Linked DNA regions of Homo sapiens: all the other regions are linked to region 1. A link is an interaction called in ENCODE POLR2A ChIA-PET data of the cell type or tissue named here. Cell type or tissue: MCF 10A. All regions are shown on one strand. Region 1 overlaps HECW1 (HECT, C2 and WW domain containing E3 ubiquitin protein ligase 1). Region 2 has its middle 9.5 kb from the start of STK17A. Region 3 overlaps HECW1 (HECT, C2 and WW domain containing E3 ubiquitin protein ligase 1).

Region 1 (8,000 bases):
TCAAGCGATTCTCCTACCTCAGCCTCCCGAGTAGCTGGGACTACAGGCATGCACCACTGCACTCAGCTAATTTTTGCATTTTTAGTAGAGAGAAGGTCTCACCATGTTGGCCAGGCTTGTCTCGAACCCCTGGCTTCAGGTCATCCCCCCGTCTTGGCCTCCCAAAGTGCTGGAATTACAGACATGAGCCACTGTGCCCAGCCAATTTAGCTTTTTAAAAACATGTATCCATCTTCAATTTCCATATGCATGCACAATTCTTACATGGTTATGATGGTGATATGTAGTTAGTTTCATATTCTTTTTTCACTTACTACACTGTAAGCATTTAATATTGCCGCATAGTCTTCAGGTTAACATGTAATTGCTTGTATAGTATTCCACTGAATGGCTGAAGTTTAGTTAACCTGATTTCATATTGTTGAATGTTTTGCTTATTGCTTTTGTCACTGTTTTTTGTCACAAGGGCCTGCTAAATACTAAGATTGCCTTATAGTGGAGGGTTTCCTTAGGGTTCTATTCCCAAAAGATTAGGCCAAGGGAGATAAATGTGGATTTGGCATTTGGTATCAATGCCTAACTGCTTTCTACATTAGACATTGCGGTTCTAGGGGTTTATTCTACCAACAGCTACAGCTTCACTTCCATCTTATCTTTTGATTTGTTTTTGTTGATGTAAGAGGTGCTCCTCGTATTTTGATGCCACTTACATTTCACTTGTTGGAGCAAGGGTCAACTTGTTTTCCATAAGCTTTTCTTTAATAAGGAGTAGTTTCTCCCATGTGAATTGTCTGTTCTTGGGCTTTTTTAAAGGGGGGAGGTTGTGTAGTTGGCTGATTGGTTTGGCTTGGTTTTGGAGGGCTTTTTTCCTTCTTGTTTGGCTTTGTACGTGTGTGTGCGCGCGTGCGTGTGTGTGCGTGTGTGCGTGTGTGTGTGTGTGTCCATTTACAAATTATGTATTTCAGCTGACTTTCTAGCTAATTTTCATTAGCCCTCTATCTATTATAAATATTTAACCTTTTGCTACAAAAAAATGGAGGAGGATATTGATGGATAATTCCTAATGAAATAGAAGAGAGCTGCCTCCCTCTCCTGTTTAAAGCTCGGGAGCCTCTGAGGCTGCAGTCCTGCCCTGAAAGACTGAGAGACCCTCCTCAAGTCACTGCATGACCTGCTTCCCCAAACTGCCTCTGTGCTTCGGCAGAGGTCAGACGTAGGGTCAAATGCAGGATTTGAGGCTGTTGACTCAGTAAGGCCTGCAATAACCAAGGTCCAGCTGAGGACATGTGAAGTAGGTTGTGACACTGCTGACATTATCCTCATCAAATAAGATCATATTTACTCATAATGCTCTGCTGTGTTTACTGCATATTGGGAAGGAAAGGAGAGGCTACAACTTGACATTTGTCTAAGCCCTATTCCAGGCATCTGTTGCTGAGTAAAACTACACCAAACGTAGTGGCATAAAACAACCACAAACATTTCTTCTTACCGTTATTTCTCATGGTTCTGGTTTGATTGAGCCCAGCTAGGCAGTTCTCTCCCAGAATATCTCCTAGTTGCAGTCAGAGGGTGGCCGGGGCTGGAGACTCACATATTAGGAGGTTGATGCTGGCTGTGGGCTGGGCCTCTCAGCCAGGACACCTGCACAGAGACTTTCCACGAGGCCTGGGCCACCTCAGAGCATGGCTGCTAAGTTCCATCACGAACTGTTACAAACTCTATTAGTCAAGGTAGTTGAAGGGGACATGGATTCTACCTTTTAAAAGGAGAGATACAGTTCTGGAAGAGCATGTGGGTCTAAAAATATCGTTGAACCATTTTGAGAAATGCAGTCTGCCATAAAGCATTTAGGGAATCCTCCCAGTAGCAGCTGCCTTAGTCTTTGGCAGGCCCCGTTCCCTGCCTTGGTCAAGGTCACACACTTGGGCAGCTTCTTGCTGGCAACCCCTGCTTTCCTGCCATGGCTACATTCCCTGAGTCCTCAGCAGAGAGAAGATCACAGAGTGCCATCCTTCACCATCCATCACTCTTCATAACCTCCCACCACAGATGTACGGGGTGGTGAATTACAACAAATGATTCTCTCTGTAATTCCACCACCACTCAGCTCATTGCCCCCTTCCACATTTTGTTCTAAGAGGCCGGCTCAGGAAATGCCTTGCAGTAACCACTACAGGCAAAGGTGGCTTCTGAAAGGTGTCAGAGTGAGTGGGAGTCTCTCCAGATAAAATAAAACTGAAAGAAAGCCCTTAGACCAATAGTTCTCAAACCTAGATATAAATAATACTTCCTAAAGAACTCGTTAGAAATGCAGATTTTTCTTTTGCTTCAATTTCTGTAACTTTAACAATCACTCAGATGATGCTCTTGCAAATGGCTGGAGACTACAGTAAAAAAAGCTTTCCTCTGTAAGGTCAAGGAAAGAGCGGGGCACTGGTCTGCAGAAATCCTGCCATAGTGGAGCCTCATCTGTGCAGCGAGCATCCCCGTGCTTTCCCACCTGGGACTGCACTTGGAGACAGGCTATTCCCTGCTACCTTGTCTCTCATCCTCCTCCTCCTCTTCACCCCCTCCCTCCACCCCTTCATTGCTTTCCTGGAGACAAAAAGTCTCCAGGAAAGTCTCCAGCCTAGGCTGTTGCAGGAGCCCCCAGCTGCTCTCCACAGCTCCCAGCTCCTCTCCTCCAGTGCATTCTCCACTCCGACACTGGATGATCAATCTCCATGTACATCTGGCCCTGCCTGGTTTTTTTTTAGCAGCCACCCATCACCAAGAGCAATGGTTCATTCTCAAGATTGATCCCTGGGCCAGCAGCATCAGGATCACCTGGGAACTCATCAGAAATGCACATTCTGGAAAAAAAAAAGAGAAAAGAAAAAAGAAATGCACATTCTTGGGCCCTACACCAAACCTACTGAATCGGAGACTCAGGGGGTGGGGCTGGCAGTCTGTGTTTTAAGTCCTGCGGGTGATTCTGCGTAGCTCAGGTTGGGGAACCTGTGGCCTAGAGAATAACACCCATCCTACTGCAGGGCGCCCTCTGGGGCTCCCTCTTCCCTCTCCACTGGTCTCCTGGCCCTGCCAGGTGCCCACACATCCTGATGCCGCTGCCAGGCATCTCAGAGCTCCCCAAGGGTGGCCTGCTTTTGTACATGTTGTTTCTTTTCTGAAATGCCCTTTCCCAACAAGCTCCCCAACAAATTCATACTCCAGCTTCACAATTTACAAACCTTGGGAGTCTCCTCATCTGTGTCCCACATACCTCTTGCCTGTCTGTGACAGCCTTTCACCTGGCTGGAGTTATGGCTTCTGTCCCATTTCCCTTTTGTTACATCTCGACTGTGTGTGTTTAAAGGGCAATGTCATATTCTAATCCTCTCTTCCATCTGAAAGTCCAGCACAGAGCCTGCACACATTGGAAGGGTTAGGAAATATTTAGTACTTGGCAAGGTGGCCAGCTGGCAGGCCAAATGACTAAATCCCCAACTTGGGAAGAAAAACAAAATGAGCCTTTGAATAAGCAGAAAACATTTATTTATTTGCCAGCATGCTATCAGATGTAATATTTCCATGACCTCTGCCCAATTATATCAATTACCCGACAAATAAAACTGAGTAGAACTGCTAGCCCAGTTTGTACACTTATTACAATAATGTTGAGGTAATTTGATATCTTAGTTGTAGCATTTTAATTTACTTCCCACACTCTTATTTTAGACTTAGCCTGATTTTGTTTAATGCAGGGCACAGGCTGTTTTGCATGATTAGTTATTATTTGTGTTGATTTTTTAAAAGTCGCCATACTTGAAACTCATCATAGCTTGCAAAACAAAAAGAACTTGAATCGTCTTAGAGATACTTGTCTTGCTAATTGTTCTGGCTATCTTGTGGGAATTTTAAGCATTTCTTTCCTGACATTCAAGACAATTCTTTACAGATTTCTCCAATTATCTGATTCAGAGTTTTGGCCCCCAAGGAGCAAACCAAAGTTAACTCCTGTCTTTCCATTTTCTAATGCAAAGGTATCAAAACATTCAGCGAACCATTGCAACAGAGAGGTCCGAAGAAGATTCTGGCAGCCAAAGCTGCGAGCAAGCCCCAGCAGGAGGAGGCGGAGGTGGAGGGAGTGACTCAGAAGCCGAATCTTCCCAGTCCAGCTTAGGTATTGGAGGAGGGGTCCCCACAACCTGTGATGGCTTTCAGGGGCTGTGTGACAGAGGGCTACAAGCCTCCCACCCTGCCTCATGGGGAGCAATGTGCCCCAGGGTGAAGAGAGTGGAAGTCCAGGGTGGAGGACAGAGGCATGCCTGGTGCCCGCAAGGGAAAGCAGACAGAATGAGCTTCCCACCAGGAAACTTAGGAGAAGTGATCACAGTGAAGGAAACACCACCACCCTGGCATGGGGATCTGGAGACAGGAAAGCAGATGAATTCTGGGGATGGAGCTGAGTTTGCTACAGTGCTTGTGGAGCAAGGCAACTTTGTCAGTGGCTCAATCATTTATTGTTAAGTAAATGTTTTATTTATTTATAAGTTATTGTTAAGTAAATTTATTGTATTTGTTGGTGTTCTAAGGATTTTTTCACTTATAAATAAAACATGCAATAAAAATTCACAGTATATTGCAAAGGAGCCATGTGACAACACTAGGAATAATCACTTGTTTGTAGAATAAAATTCAGTTCCCCCAAGAGAGGAACCTGGGAGTGAAGAGGTTTTCCAGCATGCCACAGGAGGGAATTTTTTCCCACTACAGTAGGCATTCACCTTGGTCTGGTTTTCATGGTTTTCATTTCTTTGAATTTGCCCAAGTGGGACTCAGACAAGGATAATCAAAAGGCATGAGACTGGCTTCCACTTTTTTTTTTTTAACCTGTAATGAGATAAGATTATCACAGTGACATCCTAATAATCCACTTTCTTTTTAAGTTGGGTAAATGATGGCAGATTTATTTGCCAAAAGAAGGCTTAGAGAACAGTCTGGGCAGGCAGCACTGGGATTCCAATCCTGCCAGGTCTTAGCTGTCTACAGCAATGCAGAATATTGGACATTTTCATGTGATTTTTCAAAATGCACATCCACAGTTCCACCACCAATTTTAATTTCCCCCTTTCTATTCATTTTACCAGGTATGCTAACTAAACTGACTAGTTTAGGTTTTTCTGTTATTATTATTATTATTGAAGACAGAGTCTCTCTTTTTCACCCAGGCTGGAGTGCATGGTGCGATCATAGCTCACTGCAGCCTCAAACTCCTGGGCTCAAACAGTCCTCCCAACACAGCCTCCTGAGTAGCTGGGACCTCAGGCATGCACCACCATGCCTGGCTAATTTTTTCATTTTTTGTAGAGACAGAGTCTTGCTATGTTGCCCAGGCTGGTCTCAAATTCCTGGCCTCAAGTGATCCTCCCGCCTCAGCCTCCCGAAGTGCTAGGATTACAGGCACGAGACATCACACCTGGCCTGTTATTAATTTCTTTGTTCAAACTTCTGAGAGAGACATGGTACAATAGCCAAGTAACTAGAAACATGAGGAAAAAGCAGCAGAAAGTTTATTTCTGAGTTTGATATTAAATAAGTTGGCATTTACTGTATAGAAAAAAATCCCACAATTAGTGGCTGAAACTCACAGCCATGCATCTACCCCACAGTTCTACAGGTTGGCAATTTGAGCTGAGCTCAGCTGGGTGGTTCCTCAGGATGCTGCTGGGCTCACCTGTCCATCGTGGGTCAGCTGCGGAGTCGGCCACAGGCTGACCTGAGATGGCTGCCACTAGGGTGGCTTGTTCCTGCTCCTGTGGCCTGGTGGCCTCTCATCTTGCAGCAGGCTTGCCCAAGCTCATTCTCATGGCAGTGGCAGGGTTACCAGAGAGTGGAGACACACAGGTCTCTTGAAACCCTGATGCAGAACTGACCCGTTGTCACTTCTGACATGTTCTATTGGTTGAAACAAGGCACAAGGCCAGCCCCAATTCAGCAAGGGGAAGAGCAGCGAAGTCCCAATACAACTGGGTGTGGATACAAGGAGGAGAGGAATTGTGGTCCTTTCTGCAAACAATCTATCACAGCTGTGGTTAGCAACTTGTGAAGGAAATAAGAAAAAAATAGCCAGGCATGGTGCTGCATGCCTGTAGTCGCAGCTACTCAGCAGGCTGAGTATCTGGGAGGATGGCTTGACCCCAGGAATTAAAGGCTGCGGTGAGCTGCAATTGCGCGGCTGCACTCCAGCCTGGATGACAGAGCGAGACGCTGTCTCAAGAAAGACAAAGAGAGAGAGAGAAGAAAGAAAGAAGAAAGGAAGAAAGGAAGAAAAGAAAGAGAAAGAAAGAAGAAAGAAGGGAGGGAGGGAAGGAAGGAAGGAAGGGGGGAGGAGGGAGGGACAGAGGGAAGGAAGGAAGGAAGGAAGGGGGAAGGAGGGAGGGAGGGAAGGAAGGAAGGAAGGAGAGAGAAGAAAGAGAAAGAAGGAAAGAAAGATGAAAGAAAGAAAAAGAAAGAAAGGGAAAGAGAGAGAGAAAGAAGGAAGGAAGGAAAGAAGGAAGGAAGGGAGGGAGGGAAAAGAAAAGAAAGAAAATCATTGTGATAAAAGGGAAGAGATGTTGGAGGACTTGAGCCTTACTGAAGTTATGCGAAACACTACTAAGGAAATGATGATTCTTAACTGACATACATAAAGTAATGACACTTGGCCTAAATCCAACAGTCTGCTGTGTGGGTGAAGGCTTGTGTGCTGCCACTGTCAGGAGCGAAGTACAGAGGTTGAAATGCCTTTTTCCCAATGCATTCTGTTGCTTTGCTTCACTTTTTTTCAGATCTAAGGAGAGAAGGGTCACTTTCTCCAGTGAACTCACAAAAAATCACCTTGCTGCTGCAGTCCCCAGCGGTCAAGTTCATCACCAACCCCGAGTTCTTCACTGTGCTACATGCCAATTATGTGAGTGCCCTAAAATGCAGAGGGGGCGGCCTGGCTCGGCAAGACCCAAAACACAGCTTTGTAAAGTCATCTGATAGATCTAAAAGGGTAGAATTTTAACATAAGCAAGAAAAAACAAAGAAAACAGCTCAGTCCACTCTTTTGACTATCCGTGAGTCTCCCAAAAAGGAAAAAGGCTGGATTTGGAAATGCTGTTGCCTCTTTGGGTTTTTTTTAAGGCTGAAATGTGTTAATGTCAGTGAAAGTGCTTTGGAAACAAACCTGTTTTTATTATTATTAAAATTTTAAAGGAGCAAGATTATGAATTGGCCAGATTCCCTTCAGCCTAATCATTTTATAAAATCATTTTCACTGATACAATTTCAAAGCAGAGTTCTTCTAGGTAAATAACTAGGTTTCCTTTTGATATGGTTTTTTCGAATATCGTGCTGAAGTTAAATTTCATATGATTTTACATATGTAGTTTTTTCATTGCTTTTTTGGTATTTTCAAGAAAGCAATGGCATGATATCACTATATTCATTAATTTTTCCATTCAACAAACATTTTCTGTGGTTCAGGCTCAGATCTAGGTGCTGGAGTCACAAAGACAGATTAAGGTGACACCTAAAGAGTAGGAGTTCCCATTTTGAGGAGCAATGACGTGAAAAACATCAGCCCAGTGTGACAGGACCAGGCCGAACTGAGGGAGGACAGAGTGCTCTGGGGGCGCCAGGGAGCATTCTTGGGGAGGCGGCTGAATTGAGTCCTGAAGGTCGAAAGTGGACAGGAAGAAGTCCAGGCAGAGGGACATCTGTAGAAAGGATGCACCCGTGAGGAGGCCTGGGGGATAAGTCCAGGGTGGTGAGTGTGGGTGGCTGGCAGGAGGGAGAGGGGAGGAGGGGCTTGAGATTGGGCAGCAGATCACCTGGTAACTCATGCAAAGGAGCCTGGGTCTACTGCAGCAGGCCACAGGAACCAAGAGTAGCACTTGGGCTGCCTGACCAGAGGGGTTGATGATGCATTTTCTCTGGCAGAGTGTCGGGGAGAGACTGAGCTGAGGGGGTTAAGACACAGGCTGATTCAA
Region 2 (8,000 bases), 110 kb after region 1:
ATCACCATGAGAGCAGGCCTGGAATAAGAGGAGAATGAGAGATGTCAGGGGCCAAACCGAGCCAGGCTAGATCAACCAACAGCCAGCTGACCACCAGGTACTTGAGCAAACCCAGCCAGGATCATTAGAGCCACCCGGCCAACCTCCAGCTGACCCCGGAGACATCAACACTAAAAGTGCATGGTTAAACACCAGTGATATTTTGTGATCACTGTACTTTTTTGTGGCAATAGATAATTGATTCAAAGACCATTCAGCATTCTTTCCTTTTTAGGATAACTTTTGAGAAGAAACACTGACCGTTTACCCTTAGGAGAGCATTCACTATGCATGGTAGCTACTCTTTAGTTTCAATTGACAATGGCCAAGTCTGGTGGCTCACAAATCCCAACTACTCAGGAGGCTAAGGCAGGAGGACTGCTTGAGGCTCGGAGCTTGAGACCAGCCTAGTCAACATAGTGAGACCTTGTCTCAAAAAAATAATAATTAATTAATTAATTAATAATGAGACTGCAGAGAAAAGAGAAATTGGCATGTTGGCATAACTTTTCTGAATATAATTTGATGATATGTATCAAGAGTTTTAAAATATCAAAGGCCAAGTTATGGTTCAAAATTGCATCTTACTGGTGGATCTGGAGGTGACTTCGTTCATTCAGGTCAGACACTAAACTGTTCTTAGATACTCTTTCCACCCCATCATCAGTAACACTCTATGTTTATCCTGGATTAGAACTCCTATGTAGACAGCAGGAACTAAAGGAAAATTATCCTGTATCGCATATTCCAAAAGATGAAGCCCCCATACACAAATTCTGTAGGGGAGGGTAGGAGAAAGAAGAACCCTAGTGGCAAAGCACTTATTTATTCAATTTATCAATAAATGTTTATTGAACATCAGCACTGTGCTGGGCATTGTTTTAGGCACTGGTGTTGCATCAGTAAACAAAACAAAGAATAAGTAAGTACATAATAGAGTATGTTGAGAGGTGGTAAGTGTGACGGGGAAAAAGGAGAGGAAAGGAAGAGAAAGGAAATGAAGAGGGTTGAAATAGAAGGGATTAGAAATATAAAAAGAATTTTTAGGGAAGGTGCTGACAAAAGATGATGTTTGGGCAAAATCTTAAGAGATGAGAGAATGAGCGTTGACACTCTCTGGAGGAAGAGTGGCTTGGTCAAAGGCGACAGCAAATGCAAATGCCTTTGAAACTGAAGCATTTCTGGTCAAGCCTGCGGTGGCTTGTAGTTTTCATAGTTTTTCAGAAGAGCAAGCAGTAAAGGTAGAAGGCAATACTTCCTCAGTTCCACTGAGCTTCACTTAGATGAATACTTACCAGATTCTCCAGTTGGTCTGTGCTCACCTACCTGCTGTCCAGATGTAGGAGTCCAGGTGTCCAAATGAACAGAGGGTTGAACCAAAACACACACACACACACACACACACACACACAGACACACAGTTCCTTAGCAAAAGCTAGGTCTAATTTACTCACTGAAGGACAAATAATTCTGGAAACTATGACAAACATCACAGAACAAGAAAAAGAAACAGCACCCTGAAGACTCAAAGGAAGAGTTCATCCCTGAAGATGACTCACTACTGGCAACAATTGAAATTATTAAAAAATTTCTAATTGGGCCAGGTGCAGCGGCTCATGCCTGTGGTCCTAGCACTTTGGGAGGCCAAGGCAAGAGGACTGCTTGAGGCCAGGAGTTCAAGACCAGCCTGGGCAACATAGCAAGACCATATCTCTCCTAAAAAAAAAAAATAATAATTAATTAGCCAGATGCAGTGGTACACATCTATAGTCCCAGCTACTCAGGAGACTGAGGTGGGAGGATCCCTTGAGCCTGGGAGTTCAAAGCTGCAGTGAGCTATGATCATGCCACTGCACTCCAGCCTGGGCAACAGAGCAAGACTCTGGCTCAAAAAAAATATGTATTTTCTAATTGGCATTCTGAATAGCTAGCCAGAAGACATGACCCCTGAGAAATAGAAGCAAAATACATAAAAAGACAGCTGAATTGACTGAAAAATAAACCAAAACAAAAAAACAAGCAAACAATAGCAGACTTCCAATTAAGATGGAGCACTAAGCTGACTTGAAAACAACCACCACCCTCATGCTCGAAATGTAAAAAGATGGTGGCCCACGCCTGTAATCCCTGCACTTTGGGATCCTGAGGCGGGCTGATCATGAGGTCAGGAGTTCCAGATCAGTCTGGCCAGCATAGTGAAACCCCGACTCTACTAAAAATACAAAAAATTAGCCAGGTGTGGTGGTATGTGCCTGTAATCCAAGCTACTTAATTACTGAAGCAGGAGAATCACATGAACCCAGTAGGTGGAGGTTGCAGTGAGCCAAGATTGCGCCATTGCACTCCAGCCTGGGCGACAGTGCGAGACTCTGTCTCAAAAAAAGAAAAAAAAAAAAAAAAGCCGGGCGTGGTGGCTCACGCCTGTAATCCCAGCACTTTGGGAGGCCAAGGCGGGCGGATTGCCTGAGGTCAGGAGTTCGAGACCAGCCTGGCCAACATGGCGAAACCCCGTCTCTACTAAAAATGCAAAAATTAGCCAGGCATGGTGGTGTGTGCCTGTAATCCCAGCTACCCAGGAGACTGAGGCAGGAGAATCACTGGAACCCAGGAGGCAGAGGCTGCAGCGAGCTGAGATTGTGCCACTGCACTGCAGCCTGGGTGACAGCAAGACTCCATCTCAAAAAAAAAAAAAAAATATATATATATATTGTTTTTAATGTAATATACAGTGAAGCTAAGAAGCTAGCAATAAAAAGAAACCTACAGCTACAGTGGTTAGTAAGAATTGGTTAAACACTTTAAGGACATGGGTTTTCTTCTGGGTCAGGACTTGAGCCCTCAGTCTTCTTATAGAGCAAGGAACTGAAAATGAACTCTTGGCATTGAACCTGAAATTGGGAAAGTGCTGACTTCTTCATGACTGGGTTGTAAAAACCTCCTCTGCTGGCACAGAGCAGGCAATAAGTTGTTTGATGGAGGAAGTGGTGTGAACCACAGATCCTGAATCCTGACTCATGGCTCATGACAGTGCAGAACACAAATTCACGTCATCCAAATGCTTCAGAACCCCCAAGCTCCATTGAGAAATTAAGCCAGAAATTTGTCTCCCAATCAACAAGCTCTGTAGTCAGGGCAGAGGCCATTTAGAAACCACATCATAGAGATTCTTTCCCAACTCAGACCCTATTTGAAACATTTAAAAATACAAAGTTACAGTTAAAATAGGAGCTCATCATCAAAAAAGTATAAAATATATAAGGAACTCCATTACTAGGAAAGAAAATCCACAGATGGAATGAGCCAATGGAACTTGAAATAGTACTGCATTCTAAAAAAGCCACAACATAACTACTTTTAAATGTCCAAGTCGATGAAGAAAGATTCAAATATATGAATCAGGGATGAAAGATTATAAACCATGAAAAGGCAGGTTTGAGAAGAACAGTTTCTTTTTACTTTTTTTTTTTTTTTGAGACAGAGTCTTACTCTGTCGCCCAAGCTGGAGTGCAGTGGTGTGATCTCCACTCACTGCAACCTCCGCCTCCTGGGTTAGAGCAATTCTCCTGCCTCAGCCTCCCGAGTAGCTGGGATTACAGACGCCCACCACCACGCCCAGCTAATTATTTTGTAGTTGTAGTAGAGACAGGATTTCACCATGTTGACCAGGCCGGTCTCGAACTCCTGAGCTCAAGCCATCTGCCCACCTCAGCCTCCCAAAGTGTTGGGATTACAAGCATGAGCTACCATGCTCGGCCTACTTTTTTGTTTGTTTGTTTGCTAAAACAAGTCCCTTGAAGCCTGTAAGTATTTAACACGAATGAGAATGTTGGCAGCTTACAGCACTTGAAAGACCTAGCTTCTAAAAATAAGTGAATCTATCTTTTTCATATATATATATATTTACAAAGTATACTTTTATTATAATTGTATGTTTAAAAATATTGCCCAGTTGATTTTTTTTAGATTAAACTTCTGTCAGATTGACCTAAGAAAACTGATTTTCTACCCTAAAAATCTTTTTCAAAAGGTTGATATGTAAGTGCCAGGCACGGTGGCTCACGCCTGTAATCCCAGAACTTTGGGAGGCCAAGGAAGGCGGATCACCTGAGGTGGGGAGTTCGAGACCAGCCTGACCAACATGGGGAAGCCCCATCTCTACTAAAAATACAAAATTAGCTGGGCATGGTGGTGCATGCTTGTAATCCCAGCTACTTGGGAGGCTGAGGAAGGAGCATAGCTTGAACCCAGGAGGCGGAGGTTGCAGTGAGCTGAGATCACACTATTGCACTCCAGCCTGGGCAACAAAAGAGAAACTCCATCTCAAAAAAAAAAAAGTATTGCATAATAACCTATCAGGTAAATATATCAAAATTCATTTAACCATTATCTTACTCGGATAGTAAGAGCATTGCATACTCAATTCAACCACATCTATTCATCAATATTTACAAAGTGTCACTTATACACACTGAGGATATAGAATAAATGGTCCCTTCTGATCTAACTAGGAAGAAAGAAAGTATACACTTATAATGCAATTTGATAAAGATAAACTCAGGTTGATATTAAAACAGGTGGGCCAGGTAAGAATATCTGATAAAATCAGGTATAGCGCTCTATACAGAAAAACACAGATCAGAACAACACAAGGAAACAAAAAGCACTTGGGTTTTTATCTTTCCAGTCTTTCTCCCCATTATCACTAACAATGGGCATTGAATTACCCTAAAAATCTTTGCCAATTTTATTGGCAAAAATGAAACCCCATTTATATTTCTCCAGGAAATATAAATTAAATTTGAACATTTCACTATAAAAAAATCTTTTATTTTCTTTGACCTCTTTCTAATATAGTGTTGGCACACCTCTTATTATATGTTCTTCATTTAGGGTATGATTTTTATCTATAATGCTTTTTGCTAATGTATTTCCAGCTTGTTTGCCTTCTAACTTTGCATATAACATTTTTTGATATGCAATGATTTTTGAATTATTAGGTAGTCAAATATTTTTCTTGGAGTTTTTTTCCACTGCTTTATTTCTTAGAAGTTACTTTTTCTTTCAGAAATCAGCTAATTGTCAAGGCCAGGCAAAGTGACTAATGCCTGTAATTCCAGCACTTTGGGAGGCCAAGGAGGATGGATCATTTGAGGCCAGGAGTTCAAGACCAACCTAGCCAACATGGCAAAAACCTGTCTCTACTAAAAATACAAAAATTAGCCAAGCATGGTGGCACATGCCTGTAATCCCAGCTACTCGGGAGGCCGAGGCAAGAGAATCGCTTCAATCCAGGAGGCAGAGGTTGCAGTGAGCCGAGCTGGCACCACTCCACTCCAGTCTGGGCAACAGTGAGACCCCGTGTCAAAAAAACAACAAAAAAAGAAAAAGTCAGCTAATTGTTATGTGTCATTTCTTTCTAGATTTTGTAGTTTTTGTTTGTTTGTTTTACATTTAATGATTTAGAAGATTTGGGGCTTATTGTGGTTTCTTAAATATTATAACTCTATTTCAAAACTATTCTGCTATGTTGAGCTATCTTATTTCATACTGTATTTTAATATGTTAGGACAGTTCTCTCCTTACGACTTTCTTTTGCAAAAATTTTCTAGCTACACTCATTTGGATATTCTTCATGATGAACTCTGAGATAATTTTAACACATTCCAAAAGACATATTTTTGAGACTTATTAGAATTTTGTTAAAGATACTGATTTATTTCCAAAGAATTACAGAATCTAATCTTTTCATCTATGTATCTCTATTGAAGCATTTGTTTATGTCTCTTAGAATAGATACATTCTTTAAAATAAAATATAAGCTTTGTGCATTTTTGTGAGGGTCGTTTCTGCATGCTTTATTTTCATTTTATTCAAATGGAATAGTTCCCCATTAGCTTTCATATCTCATTGTTATTATGTAGGAATGCTATTGATTTATTTTTATTAAACCTAATTGTCTTTTAAAATATATTAATTTTAATATTTTTCAGTTGATTCTTTTTTATTACATTTTACTTATTTATTTATTTTCTTTTATTTTAAAATTTTCTTTTTTGAGATGGGGTCTCATGCTGTCACCCAGGCTGGAGTGCAGTGGCACTATCCTGGCTCACTGCAACCTACACCTCCCGGGTTTAAGCGATTCTTATGCCTCAGCCTCCCGAGTAGCTGGAATTACAGATGCCCGCCACCATGCCCGGCTAATTTTTGTATTTTTAGTAGAGACGGGGTTTCACCATGTTGATCAGGCTGGTCTTGAACTCCTGACCTCAAGCAATCCACCCACCTCGGCCTCCCTCCCAAAGTGGTGGGATTACAGGCATGAGCCATCACACCCAGCCCTTTTTTATTACATTTTAAAATAGCATTAATAGAAACAAGGTTTCACTATGTTGCCCAGGCTGGTTTCAAACTCCTAAGCTCAAGCGATCTTCCCACCTCGGTCTCCCAAAGTGTTAGGATTACAGGCATGAGCCCGGTCCAGTTTATTCTTTTGGATATTCTAGAAGTAGAATATAGAATTCTCTACATTTAACAATTGTGACTATTCCTTCATGACCATTTAAATTCTTCCTTTCCAATATTAATGCCAGAGTGTCTTACTGCACTATTTAGGTTCTCAACTGCAACACTGAATAAGAGTCGTGATAGCACGTAACTTTGCTGTGCCTCTGACTTCAACGATAATACTTCTGTAGGTTTTTTAGAGATGTATCTTCTTAAGTTTAGGAAATTCCCTTCTATTTTAATCAGTCATGAGTGGGTATTGAATATTATGCAATGTTTTTTCCCAGCATTTTCTGTCAACATAGATGAGAAGTAAATTGGCCAATTTCCACTTATTTGTGATTGTGGCTTTTGGTTGTGGTTGTTTTATATCAAAATAATAGATGACATTTGGTTTCTTCCTTAATTCCACTATGATGATAGGGCATACTCTATAGAATTTCAGTCCTTTAAAATTGTTGAAAAGTGCTTTACGACCCACTACATAATCAATAAATATTCTTTTTGCAGCAAAATAATATATATTCTGTAGTGTTGTATGTGTATCATGTCAATTTTGTTCATTGTGTTGTTCAATGCTTCTATGTCCTTTCTATTTTTTTCCCTGCTTGTTCTATCAGTTACAGAGAGGAATGTGTTAAAAATCTCAGGTTGTGATGGTAGATTTGTGTATTTCTCCTTTTAGTTCTGTCATTTTGCTTCGTATATTTCAATACTATCTTTTAAAGATAGCATTGAATTGATTCTTTTTTCACTAATGCATTTTATCTCTTATAATACTTCTTGCCTTAACATCTACTTTGTCTAATATTTTTATAGGTACAACCAATTTTCTATTAGGCACAATAGGCATACATAACCCAGAGATATTGCAGATTCAGTTCCAGACTACTGCAGTAATAATATCATAATAAAGCAAGTCACACAAATTTTTTGGTTTCCCAGTGCATATATAAGTTATGTCTACACTATTCTATGGTCTATTAAGTGAGCAATAGCATTATGTCTAGAAAAACAATGTACATACATTGTACATTTTAAATGAATGTATATGCGAAACAACATACATTAATTTTAAAATACTATATTGCTAAAAAGTGCTATTGATCATCTCAGCCTTCAGTAAGTTGTAATTTTTTTGCTGGTGAGGGGTCTTGCCTCCATGCTGATGGCAACTGACTGATCAAGGTGGTGGTAGCTGAAGGTTAGGGTGGCTGTAGCAATTTCTTAATATAAGACAAAGATGATGTTTGCCACATTGATTGACCCTTTCTTTCACAAAAGATTCCTCTGTAGCATGCAATGCTGTTTGATAGCATTTTACCCACACAGTAGTGATGCAGGATTTTTTTGCTCCTTATCTAGGCTCCTTAGCCAGGCTCCTCCCCTGCATAAGACACGAATTCCTGGTGGCTCCACCCCATTCCCCCAGTGCTTGTGGGCCTCCAGTTCAC
Region 3 (8,000 bases), 96 kb after region 1:
TTACTGGACTATAGCTTTCACCTAGGTTTCCCAGATTTTCCCCGAGGACAATTCACCTGGTGTCGGTCAGCATTCATGGGCATGCCCAGCTGGTTAACCACAGCTGAACACCCTGGTGCAGGCTTCAGCCCTGGCTTCACCCACTCAGTTCAGCAGACCCTCAGTTCCAAGGGTCTTTGTTGTTTGCATGGCTCTACCAATAGCTAAACCTAGTGAATGTAAGTCTGGCAAGAAAAGAAGACTAAAAAGGCAGAATTTGCATTTGTTAAGTTGAATGATGATTTCAAGAATATAGTTATTTGGAAACATCTTGCTTTTATTTTAGAGAAATGCAGCTTGAGTCATCACTGATGATAGCATGCAGCTTGAGGAGGGGCTGAGCTACAACCACACACCTGCCCGTGGGAACCTGCAATCTAGGGAGAACACGGCCTGATAGTAACTAATCACAGCACAAGGTAGAATCAGAGGAGCACAGGGGGTAAGAGCAGCGTGCTGCGAGAGTGTGAAACAGAGCCTCCTAATCAAGTTGCCTAGAGAACATGCCACTAAAAAACTGGCATTTAGGGGAGGATTGGGAGGCAAGGAATAGGGAGAAGGGGGCTTCCAGGCTGAAGCAATAACACAAGCAAGGGCTGAGAGCGGGGAATGGCAGCACGTGTTCAGGAAGGTGCAGCTGGCCAGTGCAGAGGGTAAGATGCCCGGAGCAACATCACAGGGGATGCAGTTGAGAAAGAGTTTGGTGAGCCACAAACAAAAGACCCTGCTGTCTGGGCGCAGTGGCTCACGCCTGTAATCCTAGCACTGTGGGAGGCTAAGGCAGGCGGATAGCTTGCGCCCAAGAGTTCAAGACCAACCTGGGCAACAGGACAAGACCTCGTCTCTACAAAAAATTTAAAAAATTAGCTGGGCATGGTGGCATGCACCGGTAGTCCCAGCTATTTGGGAAGCTGAGGCAGGAGGATGACTTGAGCCCAGGAGGCTGAGGCTGCAGTGAACTGTGATTGCACCACCACACTCCAGGCTGGGCAACAGAGTGAGACCTTGTCTCAAATTAAATTAAAAAAAAAAAAGAAAGAAAAAAGAAAAGACCGTGCTGAGGAGTCTCTATTCTTTAGGAAATGAGAGTCATTGCTTCTGTTATCTGGGGTCACAGATTGAATGTAATTTCCATATTTGCTTTGGAAGCTTTGAAATACACATTAATATTATTAACCCACACAGAGAGCTTCTAAGGCAGACATTGGGCTTATGAACACGTTCTTCATATCTGAACCAAGGCACCCCTAAGAGGGCTGCTGCACCACAAGCCCCCGAGATGGTTTCTTGGGGAAGTAGGGACCTCTTCTTGGGACAAGAAGCAAATGCCTCTAAGAGGACACTGAAAATAACTCCCTGAATAGTGACCCCTGTCCAATCTCCTTTGGACAATGTCTGAAGATCAAAGAACCTAAAAAAATGTCATCTATGTGTGGATAGAAAGAAAGAACCTCTGACTTCCAGAAACTGTCGTTCGGGAAGACCTGACCTGACTATGGCAGGTGACAGGAAGCCCTGAGCAGGCAGGAAGCAAAGCAGACCCAGGGTGGCATGGGCTTCCCAGGTACTGTGAGCCACAGTGCATGTGGCCTGCACTCTGGGAGAGGCAGCCTTCAGCTCTTTCCTCAAGTCCTTCCTCTGCAGAAAGGAAAGGCAACTGGCTTCCCAGATGAGAGCGCCAGACACCGCCACAGCAAAACCCGGTCATAGCCCAGGCTACATAAAACCTTTGTGTCAGTCCAAGCCCCTGCCTGCTAAAAGATGTGTGAGGGCCAGGAGAAAGGACTTTGAGGGTAGAGGCTTCTGGGATATAATTTCATAGTTGAAGTAGATGAGAGGCAGGACTGTCACTGGAGTTGAGGTCAAGGAACTGGGGGCTTGGGTGTTCACCCTGTCAGCCATGTGGACTTAGTTGCCACACAGTCTGGTAGGAGGACTTGAAGTGGAAAAGAAGACTTCAGCAAAGTGCCAGATAATAGTCATAATAAGTTAGAAGTTCAGAGGGTCAGAAGGAACCAAAGATCTATCTGGATCACTGATTTTCAAGCTTCTTAAACCATAGTCCACAGAAAGAAATGCCTTTTATATCACAACTCAGGACATGCACATGTACTCATTTGCACATATGTGTGTGTATATCTGAAACTCAAGTTCCTCAAAACAGCACTTTACCCTTATTATCTGCAATAAAATCTATTTTCTGCTCTATCCTATTTCATTAAAATGAAATGCCAGCCAAAACCTATGGTTTTAAAAATAAATTATCTAAATGACATGAGATTCAAAGGAATGGAAACTGATCAAGGATTGCAAAAGTCATGACGTGGAATTGACAGCAGGGAGTGTGAAGAATGTCCATCCACGTCACAGCGTGTGGGGCAGTGAGCAATTTCCACCCATGAGAACTGGAGATGGGACACTAGGACCCGGAGGCAGCATCTGGAAAGAGCTTAAGGAGGTGGCAAAGTTTCTTTACTTTGAACAAGAGCTCAAAGGAGGACAGAGGAAAGGCTCAGAAGGAAAGAGAAGGGCAGAAGCTAGGTCAGAGTCGAAGTAGCACTGGGCAGTGTGGAGATAGAATAAAGGAGAGGGGAGAATCTTTGGGTTTACCTTTGGGGCAGGGACCAGGGATATCAAAGCTATGAGTCATGAGCAATTAACTGGCCTAAAAGTTGCAAACGAAATTCTAATATGAACATGTTTCACTGCAGATGTAAACTAAGCCCAGACCCAGGGTGGAGTTGGAGGCCTGGTTAAGTTAGTAGTTGGTTTACTCTGTAGCAGTGATTCTCAAAGTGGGGCTGGGGAAGGCGACTTTGCCCCTCTTCCCCCGCAAGAGGCAGTTGACAATGTCTGGAGACATTTTTGGTTGAGGGGAAGGGGTGCTACTGGTGTCCATTGAGTAGAAGCCAAGGATGCTGCTAAACATCTCACAATGCACAAAACAGCTCCCACAACAAAGAGTTATCAAGTTTGAAAAGTGAATCGTGTCAAGCTGAGAAATGCTGCTCTCTAGTACCTAAGGCCAGAAGAGGACCTACAAAGGAGGCCTGAGGGTGCCATCAGGGAGCTCAGCAGAGAAAATGGCAGCCATTGAGAAACCAAGGAGAAGCCAAGGAGGGAGATGTTCCAGAGGAAGAGCTGTCAAATGCTTTTAAAGAGCTGGAGCAGGTGGAGCGGTATGGGCTTCTGGATTTAGGGATCAAGAGGTTATTGGCAAACTTGAAAAAGAGTAAATTTAGAAGGAAAGAGAGCAAGGCCTATCTGAAGAGAACAAGGCTGTAGTTAGGCAGTGGAAGAAGATTGGCATGAAGGGAAGACACAACTTACATAACCGGCTGAACAATTGGCAGCAAAGAGGAGTGACTGCTGCCACTTTTGTGTGTTTCTAGACAACCTTAAAGTGGTCTCTAGTAGAGAGGAGCAAGACTTTCTTTGGCCCTGTGTTGGTTAACATTTCAATCTATAACTTGGAAAAATAGAGGAGACGGGGAGATCAACTGTGTAGATGACACAGTTAGAAGGATAAACAATACAGGGATTGGCACAACCCAATCCAAAATTATCTCAAAATGCTGGAACCCTAGCTTGACACCAATGGCATGGAATTCGACACAACTTAAAGACCCGTGCAGATCTCCAAAACATCCATCGCACCAAGTGTGAGAAGAGAGTGAGTCACCTGCCAGTAGGTCACGTGCAAAACTCCAGAGGCTTCAGTTGCCACAAGTATGACACGGTTCCCCAAATCATTATCACAATCATGGTTGCATTATTAAGAGAATCTTATGTTTAAATGATGATTCACAGGTTACAAAACGCATTTATGTGTGTTCTGGCGTTGATCCTCCCCATAACCCTTTGAGGTGCACGCAGCATATATTATTATCCCCACTTTACAAGTGAGAAAACTGAGGCTCAGGAAGATTAATTGACTTTTCCAGTGTCATAAAGCTGGTAAGTGACTAGACCGGGGTCAGCATAGAAGTCTTCCAAGCCCTGGTTTCTTGCTGTCCACTGCCCCACACCACCGGGCAATGCTTGGTTTGGTGCACGGGAATGAGGTAAGCAGGCACTCGGTGCTGTCAGAACCACACCTGGAGGGTGGTGAGCTCTTAGGAATGCTGAATTGGATCATGATTTGATTGTGTTCGTTCATTCTAGATGACAAACTAAGGGAGTTCACCAAGGCTCTAAATAAATGCAATAAAAGCAACTAGTAAGTAAACCATGAGTGTTCAGACTAGGTGCTATTCGTCAATGCTTTCTGTTTACTCCCAGAAATGATCTTTTACAGAATTAATTTGGTTCCAACTAATTTGTAAAGGTGATTTTTTTTCTGTAATATTTCCACTCATGAGTGCCAGTTAAAATGACCAGAGGAAGAAAACTATGAAGATGATGCCTGCTCCTATCTCGCCCCTGGCTAATTCAGCTAGTTCCAAAAGCATGCTTGGGATTTTTCACCCCACTTCGCCTGTTTAGCCATAGCCCAATGTATGTTCTAGTTTCATTGCAATCTTTTTAACATAGAGAGAAATCACTGTAACCATCCTACTCAATTTACTGAGTTCCCTTTCACTCAAATATTTACATCTAGGTAAAGTATTTCAATTATTTTCTTTTAAAGTAAAGGAAGGCCTGTTTGAATCTTAGATAATAATTTAAGAATTCTGCCAATCTGTATTCGTATGTTTCTTCCCAGTTATGTCTTTAAGGCCTAAGACCAGACACTCTACTGCCCTGTGCCTGCCTTTGGAGCTTGAGCGGGGAAAGGGACAGGGAGGAGGGAGGTAGGGGTTAGGGATAGTTCCCCAAGGACTGCCAGGAGGAGGAATGGGTGCTGGGCAGATGAAAACACCAGCATCCTCCCTAGATTCTCGATGGGCAGGAAACCCCACCTTCCCTCTTTCCTCTTCCCATCTTCCTTATTCCCAAAATAATCTCCCCCCGTAACCTGAGTGCTGCATCAGCCTGGGCAGTGATCTGATACTCTGATTTATATACTTTAAAACAAAGGTGTAAATAATACACAAGTCCCCTAGGGATCTTGTAATGAAAAGAAGAGTTTAATATCCCAAATAAAACTCTAATGAAGAGTTTAGTTTTGTTTGTTTCTTTGTATGTTTGTTTTGTGATTTGATTTTATTTGATTTGGTTTGATTTTAGAGTGCCCTTTTCTGTGCTGGTTGGTGTCTGAAAACACCATTTCAACACACCACCCTTAGGGAGGAAAAGGCAGGAAATGAACTTTCACCTGCACCCATCCACCTTTCTCTCTACTACGGTACAGGACTCGGCATCAGCCAAAGTTTCTGTAAAAACAAAGAACTTCTGGCAGGGAGCAGCTAGTCAGGTGATTCAAGGCTCCACAGCAGGGAATCTATGTGTGCTGGGCTTCTTGTACCCACTGCTGGAGAGCCACATGAGTCTTCCAGGTCCAGGTGTTAGCCTCTGGCGAGGAAGACATTCCTTGTCTAAGGCAGACACTGGCCATGCAGGAGGAAGCACATGAAGCAAGCTAGAACCCCGGGCGCCAGGACACTCCAGGCATCCAGAGAGGACTGGCTCACACGGGCAGCTTTTCTTGGAAATGCAGCACTTCGACTTTAGGTTCTGTGGGTTCTACTGGGGTAGAGGAGTCAGACTTGTCTCCAGAGCACACTTGACTTGAATGGAGAACTGGATCTCAGAATTCCAGGCCATCTCAGGTTCCTCTAAATAGATGCATGTGGTTCACAGAGGCTCAGAAATCAGAGCTGGGCAAGAAGACTTAGGAATATAATCCTTCAATACTAATTATATTTCTGCCTCCTTCATTGACCACATCAAAATTTGTAACTCATTTGCAAATCAGGCTGATACCATAGAGTTTATAATCAGTTTGCTAGTGTCATTCTAGTGTAGTTGGTTTGCTTGCAAATGCAAACAACCCATTTTTAGTTATTCCATTCCTTCCACCAGTCTATTCATTCTAGAGGAATGTGGCTCTTTAGTGTGCAATGTTTTATGGTGGTCCTAAATCATGGTCCTGCTCACTTTTGATTCCTTTTTGAATCACAACTTCAGACAGTCACAGATCCAGAACCAGTTGTATCATTGAAACAAACACTCTCACCAATCTCTTCTCCCCATTCAGGGCACACACATGCTTCAACCGACTGGATCTTCCACCGTATCCCTCGTACTCCATGTTGTATGAAAAGCTGTTAACAGCAGTAGAGGAAACCAGCACCTTTGGACTTGAGTGAGGACATGGAACCTCGCCTGACATTTTCCTGGCCAGTGACATCACCCTTCCTGGGATGATCCCCTTTTCCCTTTCCCTTAATCAACTCTCCTTTGATTTTGGTATTCCATGATTTTTATTTTCAAACCAAATCAGGATTGACAAAAGCTGTGCATGAAGAACTGCCTTCTTCTAAGATCTAACCTTCAGGCTTCTCTCCTCTGTTTTCAATGAACTGCTAGCCTGTATGCAATATTAAAAAACAGCTGTCTCAAGGTCTGTGTATATCTCCACATACCTCCATTACTAACAATGAAATATGAATGCAAGTTAAGCTACACTTGACCAAATGGTAATAAATGTTTACTTCCATTTCTATCATTGAAGGGAAAATGTGAGCATTAAGCACTCCAGGCTTTCATATGCCCATGTCTTCTGAGCAGAGCCACCATTTTTTATAATTTCTAATAACCAACTCCAGAACTAGGAGCTGATCAACTCTTTGTTTTCCTCTCCATCTACTTTTCCCTGTGCATAATATCCATCCAAAGGACAACAGTGGCAAAGCTGAAATTTTTATACATTCAACTCATGATTCACATGTGGCATCAGTCCCATCAGCCGGAACTAGCCTAGACATACGGTGCAAATATGACACTTCTAACGATTAACAACAGCAAGAAAACACCTGCTGCTGATGCAATGCAATGCATCCCAATGGTTGTGGGGATTGTGGGCTCAACTCAAGAGAAGTTTAGGAGGGGGAGCATCCCTAGTGAATACTCACACCACAAGAAGGACAAACTTGTGCACATGTCCAAGAAAGAAAGCTTCTTGATTGAGGTAGCATGAAGGATGAGGCTTCAGCCCCCATTGTCTTATGTAGAATGTGGCAATGCCAACTGGAGAAAGGGAAGAAGGACATATTACCTTGGTTTGAATCCCTGAGTTCTGTACTGTTCTGTTTTGTTTAGTCTAGCCACAGTTCTTCACAAAGGAAAAAAAAATGTGTAGATGATACCATGACTTTTGTTAAAGCCATGACTTTTGTTTGCTTGGCAGACAAACCCTTTTTTTAAAACTTTGATATTTTTTTTTCACATTTTTTTTTCCTTTTCCTTTCTTAATCATGGAGTTCAAGTTCCTTTGCATTCGATTGTCCATCGGGACCACACTAGGAAGCTGCAGAGAGTGATGGTGCTTGTTAGGGATCAAGGGCAACATAGTACTTCTCCTTCACCCATAGTAATCCTCCTGGGGCAGAAACATAACACCCCAAAGGCACGTTGATTTGTATCAAAATAAATATCCAGTTTCTTTTAGCATTCAGTGAAAACATATCTCAGAAAACTTCATGTTGTCAGAAAAACAGCTGCAGGCTCCAAAGACAGCCTAACCTCTCAACTACATTTGAAATAAACCCAACCATAATGGTCATTTGCTATTTTTCTAACGTTGTTATCCATGTTGCCTGAAATAGGTCATAAATGAAAGTGTTTTTCTTCACTGGGAAAAAGAAGAGCTCAAGAGACCCCACTATTTAAATGTCATTTAATTGTTTTCCATATTAAAACAAGGGAGAAATGTAAGACGAAGTGAATTTCATATGAAGCCAATGGCTCATTATACCAGTTTGTGTCTGGACAGTGTGTTATTTGTGTTCCTACACTCTAAAGCATTCCGGCCAGGAGCGGTGGCTCATGCCTGTAATCCCAGCACTTTGGGAGGCCGA

What was found. Peaks named below come from ENCODE experiments on the same cell type or tissue, not always from the same donor. Only the 100,000 strongest peaks of a DNase experiment are listed, where the experiment ranks them.
Region 2: POLR2A ChIA-PET joins it to region 1 with 13 read pairs; 7 of 35 experiments call an interaction of 5 or more read pairs at or near these places.
Region 3: POLR2A ChIA-PET joins it to region 1 with 14 read pairs; 2 of 35 experiments call an interaction of 5 or more read pairs at or near these places.

What each region holds. Positions count from the first base shown.
Region 1 is chr7:43,459,635-43,467,634 of GRCh38, forward strand. It overlaps HECW1 (HECT, C2 and WW domain containing E3 ubiquitin protein ligase 1), which reads left to right. Exons shown (of 30, transcript NM_015052.5): 14 at 4,026-4,165; 15 at 6,813-6,934. Among named protein-coding and RNA genes, the nearest start is that of LUARIS, 59 kb to the right of the region's middle. RefSeq lists an enhancer at 7,867-8,000. In MCF 10A, no CTCF peak of the experiment used is centred here; DNase peaks (open chromatin) are centred at 3,437, 4,097 and 6,697.
Region 2 is chr7:43,569,642-43,577,641 of GRCh38, forward strand. No RefSeq gene overlaps it. Among named protein-coding and RNA genes, the nearest start is that of STK17A, 9.5 kb to the right of the region's middle. RefSeq lists a silencer at 2,909-2,988 and enhancers at 7,488-8,000, 7,819-8,000. In MCF 10A, no CTCF peak of the experiment used is centred here; DNase peaks (open chromatin) are centred at 3,030 and 7,980.
Region 3 is chr7:43,555,637-43,563,636 of GRCh38, forward strand. HECW1 (HECT, C2 and WW domain containing E3 ubiquitin protein ligase 1) reads left to right here. Exons shown (of 30, transcript NM_015052.5): 30 at 6,179-8,000. The coding sequence ends at 6,290. Among named protein-coding and RNA genes, the nearest start is that of STK17A, 23 kb to the right of the region's middle. In MCF 10A, no CTCF peak of the experiment used is centred here; a DNase peak (open chromatin) is centred at 3,755.